4 separate regions of the Homo sapiens genome follow, and regions 1, 3 and 4 are each linked to region 2. Evidence: chromatin contacts called from ENCODE Hi-C or POLR2A ChIA-PET data. All regions are on one chromosome and are shown on one strand. Each heading gives the region's core, a stretch centred on a gene start or an enhancer-like site at or near the end of the contact. The rest is flanking DNA. Distances are from core to core; before and after follow the strand shown.

Region 1 (2,794 bases), core at 171-2,670, 1.2 Mb before region 2:
AACCTGGGATCCAGTCTGTAAGATGGGGGCCTGTTAACAGGAACCCCTCTTACTTTGCTGAGAGTCTTTTTCCTTTTTGCCAAATAAATTCTGTAACCACTCACCCTTCAAAGTGTCTGCGTGCCTAAATTAACCTGGTCATGTGACAAGAACCCAGATTTTCCTGCAACACAGAGACACAGAGAAAATGCCATGTGAAGGTGAAGGCAGAGACTAGAGTGATAGGTCTACAAGCCAAGAACTTCCAGCCATCACCAGAAGGTAGGAGAGAGGTCTGAGGCAGATTCTCCTCCAAAGTCTCTGGAAGAAACCAACCCTAGACACTTTAATTTTGGACTTCCAGTCTCCAGAGGTGTGGGAGAATAAATTTCAGTTGTTTTAAGCTACCCAGTGTGTGGTATTTTGTTAGGGCAGCTCTTGGAAACTAATACATTGTATTTTCACATTAAAAATATATTTCAAAGTTCCCAGGAGTTGATGTTTCTGGTCTCTAATTTATTGAATAAATCACAAAATCTAAAATAAAAAAGTAGCCAAATAATTGTACTTTATATATTTCCTGGAAAAGTTACACTGGCGACACAATTCAAGTATAAAAATAAGGAACTCCTATTCAGAAAAGGAAACCATGTAGCATATCTAGTTGCACCAACAGGTCAAAGATCAATCGTAAATGTCCAAGTACATTAAAAAAGGATGTGGTTTGTTCCAAGTTGGCCTGTAAGAATTTCATCCTGACCCTTTGATTCTCTTCCTTACTGGAAATTCTCCAGCATCTGAAGTGACCCTGCACATGGCTTCTGGGAAGACATTCTCATTCGTTCCATTTCACTCCAGAGCAAAGACGAGCTGACCTGAAATAAGACCTGACCCAGAACTTCTCTAGGGCAGAATACTGATAAACACAGATGGCTTCATGAAAGACCATCTTTGGTTACAATTCTGCCTTCTACAAGTTAGGAATACAGTCTCAGAGTTTACAGAGCAATGTACTCTTGGGTACCTTCCTTGGGGACTGAGTTTGTATAGGATATTGAGCATGCTTGTAGGAGTTTTGGCTTTCTCAAATATGTTCCATATGATCAGGAGATGCCATAAATAAGGGCATAAAGGAACAATACATGGTAAACGGATTTTTTTTAAAGCTAACAAAATGCAATGTTATCTTTCTAGTACTTTCTGGTTTTCATATAGTAAAAGAGAGTAAACTACAGAAAAATTTTCCTTCAGAAAAGTAATATGAGGTGGAATAGAACAGTGATAAGGAATTTCGAAGCCAGTCTGTCTGTTTTCAAACCTTGGTTCAACAATGAGGAAGGGGTCCCCAGTGGGAGAGAGCCCCAGGTGGGGAAGAACAATGAACAGTTGTTCTGAGAAATGGGAAATCACAAGCAATGACTTCTTCCTGGCACAATGACCTTGTTCTGTGCGCACAATGACCTCCTTCAGCACAGCAGCTCCCCCCAGCACAACTCTATAAAACTTCGCTGCAGTTGCACCCTGCCTCTACACAGCCCCTTCTCTGCTGTGCTGCCGGTTGCAACTTTGCAACGCATTTTCATACATACTTTCTCTAATAAATCTGCCTTTCTTTACCTACAACTGTCTTGGTAAATTACTTTACCACCTGTGACACCGGCCCCAGCTAGTTGCACTCGTGACAACTAGCTGGTTGTACTTTTGGCCAATTATTAACCTCTCTGAGTACAAATTTCTTCATCCATAAAATTAGGATTAAAAACTGCACCCACTGCAAAGGATTACTTGGAAGGTTCAATGAGGCAATATATGAAAAGCATTTAGCCCAGAATGTTTCACATGGTTAAGTGCTTAATAAATACTAGTTACTAGCATAATAATAACAATAATAATAATAAGTCTGTACAGACTAATACTTGAAGTAGCTATAAAAAATTCCAGCAGCGCTGATATTAGAGTTGGCCCCCTAAGGGTCATTTGGTTCACCTCATTAAATTAGGCAGAGAAGGAAAATTTCAGCTTCTTGAGTTGACCACTCTCACATTTAACATTTCTAATTAGAAAAACAAAATTCACTTAAGTTTTCTAGTCTGTTAAATAAATGGGTTGGATTAAGTAATTCTAAGGAGCTTTCCAAGTACAAAAAATTCCTATTTCTAACATCCTTTGTCAACCATAAATAAAACATTTTGCAGTCTCTGAATCATTTTCTCTCTTTCAATGAATATTTCTACTATACCAGCTTCTGCCCCTTTTGATGAAAAATATAACCTTTAGGCTAGTTTGGTGACTAAAGTCGTGTGTGTGTGTGCATGTGTATGTGTGTGTGTGCATGCACAGGCATATGTGGTGGTGGTGGTGCTGCGTTCCAAGAAAGCCTCACAGACTTGGGCAGCCCTAATACTGCAATTTCAGTCAAAGGGATGGGAAGTTTCCATACCACTAAAGTTTACTTGCATCAAACTTTTAGGTTTATCTGCTATGAAAGAGAAGAAAAGTATTATTTTGTGGAATATTCTAAACAGTTGATTTTTAAAGAGTCAAGTGTTGTGACATAACATTTGTTTTTAATGATATTAGCAAATATCATTGTTATGTTGATTAAGAAGATTTAGTTGTAGAAATCTCTTGGTATTTCCAAATCCACCTGGGAGTAAGAAGTGAAATTCAGCAACGCTCCAGCATTCTGGCACAAATCCTTCCTTCTCCTCCCCTGGGTACCTTTGCTGGTTGTCCAGGAGATGGCACTGTTGCTTCAAGGGAATGGCTTCCACGAGGCCCAGGAAGAGAGCCTGGGGGCAAAGGGGTTGAGGGT
Region 2 (2,891 bases), core at 118-2,617:
TTGCTTGATGCAACAGGATGTGTACCCCATTAACCACAATTCTCTTTCTACCACCTTCAGAAAGTAATCTCCTTTTCTTATAAGGTAAATATTTACAAATCCTACTCATCAACCATCAGCCAATAAAGCAGCCTATTTTGAAAACCTAACTGGCAACAGCAATCTCACAAACAGAAGCAGTACAGCTGAAGTTAAGAGCTTTGGTGTCAATCAGGCCAGGTTTCCCAGTTCCAGTTCTATTATTTCTAACTAGTTATGAGACATCAGAAGGTTTCTTAACCATTCCGAGCTTCAGTTTATCTGAAGAATGGCAATACTGAGGCCTACTTCTTATATTTATGAAAGTGGAATATGCTATTACAAGTAAAGCACTTAGACAAGTTCCTGAAAACAACAGCCACTCAATAAATGTTAGCAATTTGCTATTATCTACAATGAAAAAACCAGGTCTTTAGTTTTGAAGCTAAAAAAAAAAATGTGTAAGGTTTAGGTTCTTTTAAAAAAATATTTTATTTTTGTAGGGACAGGGTCTCGCTATGTTGCCCAGGCTGGTCTTGAACTCCTGACCTTATGTGATCCTCCTGCCTCTTCCTCCCAAACTGCTGCGATTACAGGCGTGAGCCACCACACCCGGCAAGTTTTAGGGTCTTATAAAGCATTAAGTTAGGTCACAGTTAAGTGATCAAAATGGTGAGGAACAGGAATGAGGCAATAATGTGTATTAAGCACCCCGTATCTTACCCTCCTATCCTACTTAATGAGGCTTCATTTGTAACATCCTAAAAGTTAAGCAGCATTGGCGTAACTACTGACAATTCAATTCTGGAAAGGTTTAAAGACAAAGAAAGACTGCTAAAACAAAAAGAAAAGGAGGTTATGTAGACTTGAACTAAGTTTAAGTGGTGAGTAACCCAGGTGAACAGTAAATGGACCAACCATCACAGACGCGGGGCTATGGGTCCAGACTCACGGTGGCTCCTCCCAGTGAGGAAGCCGAAGCCATTGGGCCTCACCAGTGAGTCCCAGCGCAACACCCCAAACCCGAATCTGGGGCGCCACTGAGGGGTGAGCGTTAGCGCCTCGAGTGCCGGCCCTGGGAGTCCAAACTTCCCGCCGGTGCCCCCAGCTGGGCCCGAGCACCCAAGCTACCTCCACACGGAGGCCTGAGTCACCGTTCGCGCGACACAGAAACCGGGGCCCAGCGGTTACCTTCGGCAGGGAACTCTTCAAACTCGTCGTCTTCCTCTAACAGACCTAAGTCTACCGGCTGCTTTTTCTCTGACATCTCGACTGTCCGCGCCCAACACCTCCCAGATAAGCAGAAAAGTTGGAACCCTCACTCTTCCTCAAGGAAACGCCACCGTCACTACCGCCTCCGACGCTGACGCTACCATAGAGACTTGGGGAAAGAATACGGGAGCAGCGCGAGGAATGCTGGGATACTGGAGGTCGGCCCAGCGCTTCCTGCGGGGTTAGCGCTTTTTCCGAGTTGTAGAGGTGATTTTTTTTTTTTTTTTTTTTTGGTCTCTACCTTGTTATTCGGACTCTCTGTATTGCCAAAGTTGAGATCCGTGTAGTTTTCCTGACTATAAGAGACTCATAATGTGTAAAACAAACAAACAAAAAAACCCTTAGTTTGCAACCGAGGAAGGAACTCTAGAGAGACTACAGTGTGACTGCAAACATTCATCAGCCCTTCACATACGTTATTACCTCCAGTCCTTAAGCCAGTTCCCTAAAGGTGGTATTAAATGTCTCCACATCACAGAAAATTCAGGTTCGGTAGGAAGCAGCCGAAGTCACTCAGGTAGTTCTAGACAACCGAAATGCAGATTTTTTTGCCTGGCTCCAATCTCCAGACTTTTCCATTAGGCAGTGTTTATAAGGTCTTAGAATTACTTTGTGGTAAAATAGCTTTTTAAATAGAATTTGTGTGGTGTGTATGTGTGTGTAGTAACTCTGGTTTACAGGTTATTATACAGTAATGCTATTTATGGATTTGTGTAACATTTTATGGTGTTCAAAATATATCATTTAGAATTGTTTGAATAGCATTTGAATATCATTTTGAATACAGTAGTGAACTTCATGGAACTCTATATATAATATATGGATGTATATGGATGAATATTATGGAATATACGTACACAAATTGAGTATTATTGTAAATGTTGATACATGTTCCAGATTATATCTATAAATGCCATTCCTTTATTCAACAATGTAAGGTCATACCGCTTACCAGGAGCTGTGCATCAAACATGTATAGACAAGGTCCCTTTCTTCAAGGAGCTTATATGCTGCTCAGAGACATGTAAACAGATAAATCACAATGAAACACAGTAATCCACTTGAATCTGCATCTTAATATTAGTGAGAAATGAACAGAGTGTTTGGGAATACAGAAAATTGAATAACTAAATGTAGAACAAACTTGGCCAAGAACTACAATTAGATGAAATTTTTAAAAAATGTATCTCTTATACTATTTGATTTATATAGATTACTGAAAATAATGGTATCTCACTACCAAAAAAATTATGTCAGGTAATGCATATCTTATTTAGTGTGATTTAGTCATTATACAATGTATTTGTATTTTAAAACATGTGCTCCCAAATATAGGCAATTTTTATTTGTCAATTAAAATAATTTTTTAAAGAAGGTAAAAAAAAAAAGATTTTGCCAAGGAATCAGAAAACCCAAATTTTAGTTCCTGGACCTATTATTTATTTCATTTGATATATGATGAAGTTTGTATCAATCCTTAGCAAAAGAAAAAAATCAACAGCAATATGGTGATTTTTTCCCCCTAAAACTATATTCAATTTAAAGAGAGATTGTTGATTTAAAAATCAACAATCTTACGTCAAGTTCCACCACCCCTGCCC
Region 3 (2,829 bases), core at 49-2,548, 1.2 Mb after region 2:
GGTGAAATTAATTTTAAATAAACTTAACTCAGTATGTCCCAAATAGTAACATTTTAACATATATGTAATCAATATAAAATATTATCGAGCAGATATTTTACACTGTTCTTCCTACTCCAACGACAAAATCCAGTGTATTTAACACAATACATCTCAGTTAGGACTAGCCAGCACTTCAAGTGCTCAACAGTTACAGGTGGCTAGCGCCTACCGAACTGGACATGGCAGTTTCAGTGCATTTAATTTCTATTCCACTTAGTGCTACTTACAACTTCACCCTCTCCCTTTACTTTTATATTAAGATCTCAGTAAGTAACCAACTACAGACAGGTTCAAGCCCTACTTTACCTCTAATTACTCTTACAGCAATGCTATGAATCATGATTTAAAATTTAAAAAAAAAAACTGCTGTTAAATTATTAGTCAAGCGCCCAGGGCAATGGACAGTAAAGAAATAATGTAGGCCACGGGCCGAGATGAAAACTGTCCTTTTTATTTAAAGCTATAACAATCATCTGAAGCCAGCCCTGCAAAATGACAGCCATTGAAAAAGGCATGCTAGTTCTTTTGCCTTTTTCTGTACTTGGTCGCCTGTGTCCCTAAACAGACCTCTTCTCGGCAGGGTTTGCTCAGCAAGTCACTTGATGAGTCTTGCAGTCTACAGAGACAGGTGGGGACTGGTGGGGATGGCGGGGTGAGAGGGGAGGAGGAGGGTGAGCGGTCCAGGTGAGGAGGGGGGCAGTTGAAGGTGAAAGCAGACACCGAGACGGTGATAAGGCCGCAGTCTCTTCCTAGATCAGGACCACGCGACACCTGACTGCGCCCTGGCCACGAGCACGATCCGACCCGTCCGCCGCAGGGACCCGGACCGCGAAAATGTCCACAGGCTTCGACGCCACATAGTAAAAAAAAGTACACATATAACATTTACAGGGGCTCAAACTGCCGCTGCCTCCTCTCCGGAGCGGTCCGGCCTGCCGGCCGCGGTTCCCTCTCGATGCTTCAGGGAACCAGGACAGAAAGGTCCTTCCGCTAGCTGTCAGGTGCGTAACAATCGCTAGGCGTCCGCCCCGCCCTCCCTACCGCAGGAGCCGCAGCATCAGCAGGCGCCCGCGAACCGCGTCTGCCGGGTGCCAGGCTGAAGACCGCATCCTCCACCCCTTCCTTCCGGAGCAGCCCCAGGGCACGCGAGGAGGATGCTGGCGCGGGGCGCAGGGCACGGGGCGCAGGACCCGGCTCACCTGGGCGTAAGCAGGTCAGGGTGATGTGGCGGGCTGAGGCCAGGGATGTGGACAGCTTGACGGGCGGCGAGGCCGCTGGCGCTTATACCGACCTGGCTCCTGTAACGCGTGCGGGAAGTTTCATCATGCCTGCGAGGACCAACCAGCGCGCACAGGGGCGGGGCCGCGGGGTGTCCGGGGCGGAGCAGGACTAAGTGGGGCGGCGGAAGGGCGCAAGGAGGAGCTCTTTTGTTTCCAGCGCCTTGCGTCTCAGTGCGCCTGTTTAAGGATAGCCTCAGAGCTCCGCCCAGGCTACCTGCTGTTCTGACAATTAGGGAGGCTTCTGAACTTGGTTTGTTCTTCGGGAAATCATCACCGTTTTTTTGTTGCACTGCCGTCTGATTTATTATGCAGTGCAGAGAAAAGCTTGTCCTAAGAAACTGATGCGTGAGGCCTAAAATGTCCTTATAAGATCTATTAATAAATCGGGGCCAGGAGCGGTGGCTCACGCCTGTAATCCCAACACTTTGGGAAGCCAAGGCAAGAGGATCACTTGAAACCAGGAGTTCAAGACCAGCCTGGGAAACACAGCGAGATCACATCTCTATAAAAATTGGTGGCACACCATGGTAGTCCCAGCAACTCAGGAGGCTGAGGCAGAAGGATAGTTTGAGCCCAGGCGTTTGAGGCTGAGGTGAGCTCAACTCCAGCCTGGGCGACAAAGGGAGACCCCCATCTCTAAAACAATAAAATCTAAATCTAATTGATACATGAAGCCAAAATACATCAGTGGTCCTTAAACATTTTAAGTACAAAGATTCCTTTTAGAATCTCAAAAAGGATTTTGTCAACTTGCCTCCACAAGATGATTATGTGCTTTTAAGTATCTCTTTGATGAAGAAAAGACATCACGATTTTTAAAAAGTATCATAACACTCTTAAATCGTATTTTACTAATTACATCAGCACCGAAATAAATTGAGAAATAGTAAAATTATATGTGCACGACCTACTAAGATCAGACTACAGTCAATGCTTGGAGAGCATGCAGGTTTGATATCCCCATACAACGCATTCCTGACTAAATCAAAAACGTCAACAATTTAAAATCCCTAAGAACAGAAGATGGAGTAGTCGCTTAGTAGTTACAGGCAAGAGCAAAGATGAGAGATGACTTGTTCTAAGGTTCATTGTTGCTGGAAAGTTTTCAGTATCAAACAGACTTTGCTGTATCCTAATTGACGTACTTTAAACCTGAGAGCAATGTGGGAAAGTAGGTCTTCTATCTACATTTTACAAATGAAAAAATAAGACTCAGAAAAGTTGAGGGATTTATCCAAACACAGCTTCACAACAGTAGAGAACTGAGTCATAATCTGTGTAAACCCAGAGCCCATTTCCCGTAGCATCTTGCCTATGTAGTGAAAGACAGGTTCCCCTGCTTGGTGTGTTACCTAGTGTGCTTCCTTGTGCTGCGTATCTCCTGCTTGTCCGTCCAGAGCTCTACACTTCTCCACCTCACTTTCTATCCTGGCTCCCTTGCCCTCCTCTTTCAGGGAGAGTGTGCAAAGGCAGACATTTCAAGGAGATGCAAAAGGTGAAATTAAAA
Region 4 (2,968 bases), core at 138-2,637, 1.2 Mb before region 2:
TAGTAGGATTACTGGACTTATAAAAGATGCCATGTGGCTAGGAGCCGTGGCTTATGCTTGTAATCCCAGAACTTTGGGGAGGCTGAGGCAGGAGGACCTTTTGAGGCCAGGAGTTTGAGATCAGACTGGGCAACATAGTGAGACCACATCTTTACTAAAGGAAAAATAAATTAACCAGGCATGGTGGTGCATCTGTATTCCTAGCTACTCGAAAGGCTGAGGCAGGAGAATTGCTTGAGCTCACGAGTTTGAGGCTGGCTGCTGTGAGCTATTATTGGACCACTGCACACCAGCCTGTGTGACAGAGCAAGATCTGTCTCAAAAAAAAAAAAAAAAAAAAAAAAAAAAGCCATGATCTTTTCAACCTGCGGAAATGAAGGGGAAGAAAAAATTCAGCCCAGCATATTCTCCTTCTTCTTTGGTTCACTTGTTAAAAATGAGGCTGTATCCCATATTCTCTGGATTTCATCTCATCTCAACTTCTGAAAGACTGGAACCTTTCAGTTATCCTGTCTCATACATCTTCAACTGTTATTTCTATGAATCACTTACTTTGGCACACAAGGTTTTCCTCTGATCTCCAACTGTAGATAATAGTGACCTGTGACCTCCCTCCAGCAATTGTGCTCTTCTTCGCTTTTGCAGCCTCCCACTTAGGAAGGAAGCTACAGGGACAAGGTTAGGCATAATTTGGAGCTTACTCACATTTTCTATGTGTAGCCATCACCACTCTTCACATTTACTCATTCATTTATGTTTAGATTTAGTTTTTATCTTTATTGATTTTTAAATTTAATTAGTTTAAACATGCAAGCTTTTTATTTTTAAGAGTTTAAGGAATTTTAGAAATTATATATTAATTTAATCATTAACTTTCTAATTAAAACATTTTTTGTCTCACTTTTCGTAATAATGAAATGAAAATGAAAGCTGCCCACTTTACTCTGCATGAAGCAAATCCTGACAGTAGGAGGAAAATTTGTTACTGCAGGAAAGCCATAAAAATTCAAATGTTTCTTAGCAGAATGTAGCATGGGGGCAATGTAAAGGGGGCCATGCCTTTTAAAAGACTGTTCCCTGCTACTTTATCTGACAGTGACACAAGTCAACCACATGTTAGGAAATTCCCTGGTCAATGAAGTGGAACATGGTAAGGCAAGATGTCACTGGCCTTCATTTTAATCCGAAATAGATAGGCCTGCTGGACAGACGCTGCTCTTACCACCTCACCGCATTCCATCTTTTCATCTTAATCATAAATAAGAACACTTAAGATCTACTTTCAACAAATTTCCAGTAAACAATGCAGTGTTACTAACTATAGTCATCCTGCTATACATTAGATCTTCAGAACTTATTCATCATCCGGTGTAACTGAAACTTTGTTAACTTTTTACATTGTGGCCTTTTCATGTGACTTCATCAACCACAAACTGACAGAGTGGCCAACCTTTCACTCCCTAGAGGTGTCACCTTTCCCAGCCGGTACAGTTATTCCCCATCTCTTTTGTTCTTGTCAACAGAGGGAGACTACCTAGAGATGAGAAGGAAGAAAGAGGTAGGGGGAAGCTTGGGCAATGCTTGTAGGCTGACACTAATGAATTAGGCTTATAAGAATCAAGGAGAGAGAATAGAAGTCCATTAAAGATCCACTTACTCTTTCAAGCCATGTCATCAAAGGCCGAATTCACAAAGAAAATAGAGATAAATTAGAGAAAGCAAAAATGTTCAACTTCAGAAGGGCAAACACCATAAAATTAAAAGGCAATCATAAAACTGGGGAAAATATTTGAGACTATATGACAAAGGGCTTACTATACGCAGAAGTTTTTCAATTAAAGTAATGAGGCTAACAACTAAAAAAAAAAGAGAGAGAAAGAGGTAAAAAAAGAAAAAGAACAAAACGACCAAGAACAGGAATATTTAAGGGAAAAAAAAGAAAAATCATATAAACAGCAAATAAATATATGACATAATGATAGCCTTCATTGGTAATCAGTAACATGTCAATTAAAATGACAATTAGCTATTTTGTTGTTGTTTGTTACGTTAATAAGCATACAAAAGATAATACATATATGACAAACACATAGGGAAGTGCTCTTACACACGCTTAATAGAATGTAAATAGGTACCAGCCTGCGGGGGGGGGGCAAATTGATAACACATATCAAAAGCTTAAAACTTTCTTGTAACTTAGAAAATTCGCCTCTAGGATTAGGGACCAATTCTAGGCAGGAGACCATTTTACCCAGGGCTGTCATTTACTTAGGGCCTCAAATTCAGACTTTAGATGTTATCTCTGAACTAGGTTATACCTAAAGTCAAAGAGATAACTGGGGAGAAAGAAAAAGAAAGACACTGATCATGTAACTTAGAATTGTGCTTGGTCACATGACCTGCAGTACACTAGAAATTAGAGACTTTCTCCTAATTCTGTAAGAGTTTTCAGAATAATGCAGTTAGAGTATATTTTACTTATTTTACCTTATATTTTCATCTTAGAAGTTTTGATTGGTTAAGAAAAACATTTAAAATGTACCACAATTGAAAATATATAGATAGGCACTTTTAATTTTTAAATGTATTTAGAGTCTCAAAAAATTGCTTGATTCCTATTTGCCCTCAGAGAGTCATTTATATTACTGAAAAACTGAAAAATGCTTACATATCTAATAGAAAATTTCATGTTGTTACCGCCATACCATGCAGATATTTAAAATGATGTTTAAAGGAATGTCCATTCACATGGGAAGGTTGTAAAAAGCAGCTTATGGGACAGTATGGACTGTATAGATGTATTTTTCTGAAAATTATATGTGACTATGCATATCAAAATAATATTTAAAATATCAGAGTGAAACTTGATATTATAGCTAATGTTTAACTGTAGCTAAGCAATTTCAAAAAGGCAAATCTGTTATTTTAGATCCTTGCTGCTAGAATAATTTTTTTTAAAGTGTGGCAG

Evidence for each region. A loop is a pair of places that touch in the nucleus more often than their neighbours do. ChIA-PET counts read pairs that join two places held with the same protein, here RNA polymerase II (POLR2A). Pooled maps may share reads with other maps.
Region 1: a map with no recorded cell type shows a loop between it and region 2 (6-fold over the local background). The contact joins the enhancer-like site here to the promoter of SEM1 in region 2. A Hi-C loop is called at or near these places in 2 of 37 single-sample maps with no recorded cell type and 1 of 50 pooled maps.
Region 3: a loop to region 2 is called in a pooled map, with 11 times the contacts of the local background. The contact joins the promoter of ASNS here to the promoter of SEM1 in region 2. A Hi-C loop is called at or near these places in 1 of 37 single-sample maps with no recorded cell type and 10 of 50 pooled maps. POLR2A ChIA-PET finds 5 or more read pairs at or near these places in 1 of 52 experiments (common myeloid progenitor, CD34-positive).
Region 4: a loop to region 2 is called in a pooled map, with 7 times the contacts of the local background. The contact joins the enhancer-like site here to the promoter of SEM1 in region 2. A Hi-C loop is called at or near these places in 1 of 37 single-sample maps with no recorded cell type and 2 of 50 pooled maps. POLR2A ChIA-PET finds 5 or more read pairs at or near these places in 1 of 52 experiments (H1).

What each region holds. Positions count from the first base shown.
Region 1 is chr7:95,524,896-95,527,689 of GRCh38, forward strand. The region is part of intron 2 of ASB4 (ankyrin repeat and SOCS box containing 4); the gene reads left to right. Among named protein-coding and RNA genes, the nearest start is that of ASB4, 40 kb to the left of the region's middle. RefSeq lists an enhancer at 2,612-2,794. Within about 2 kb of position 1,421, at least 3 of the 41 ENCODE cell types and tissues checked have a DNase peak (open chromatin) inside an H3K27ac peak, as active enhancers do.
Region 2 is chr7:96,708,479-96,711,369 of GRCh38, forward strand. SEM1 (SEM1 26S proteasome subunit) reads right to left here and starts at 1,368. Exons shown (of 3, transcript NM_006304.2): 1 at 1,210-1,368. The coding sequence starts at 1,285. RefSeq lists enhancers at 1,183-1,382, 1,553-1,642.
Region 3 is chr7:97,871,110-97,873,938 of GRCh38, forward strand. It overlaps ASNS (asparagine synthetase (glutamine-hydrolyzing)), which reads right to left and starts at 1,299. Exons shown (of 13, transcript NM_001673.5): 1 at 1,242-1,299. The region is part of intron 7 of CZ1P-ASNS (CZ1P-ASNS readthrough); the gene reads right to left. RefSeq lists silencers at 1,021-1,130, 1,441-1,530 and an enhancer at 1,180-1,895.
Region 4 is chr7:95,500,249-95,503,216 of GRCh38, forward strand. The region is part of intron 2 of ASB4 (ankyrin repeat and SOCS box containing 4); the gene reads left to right. Among named protein-coding and RNA genes, the nearest start is that of ASB4, 16 kb to the left of the region's middle. RefSeq lists a silencer at 509-803 and an enhancer at 1,102-1,151. Within about 2 kb of position 1,388, at least 2 of the 41 ENCODE cell types and tissues checked have a DNase peak (open chromatin) inside an H3K27ac peak, as active enhancers do.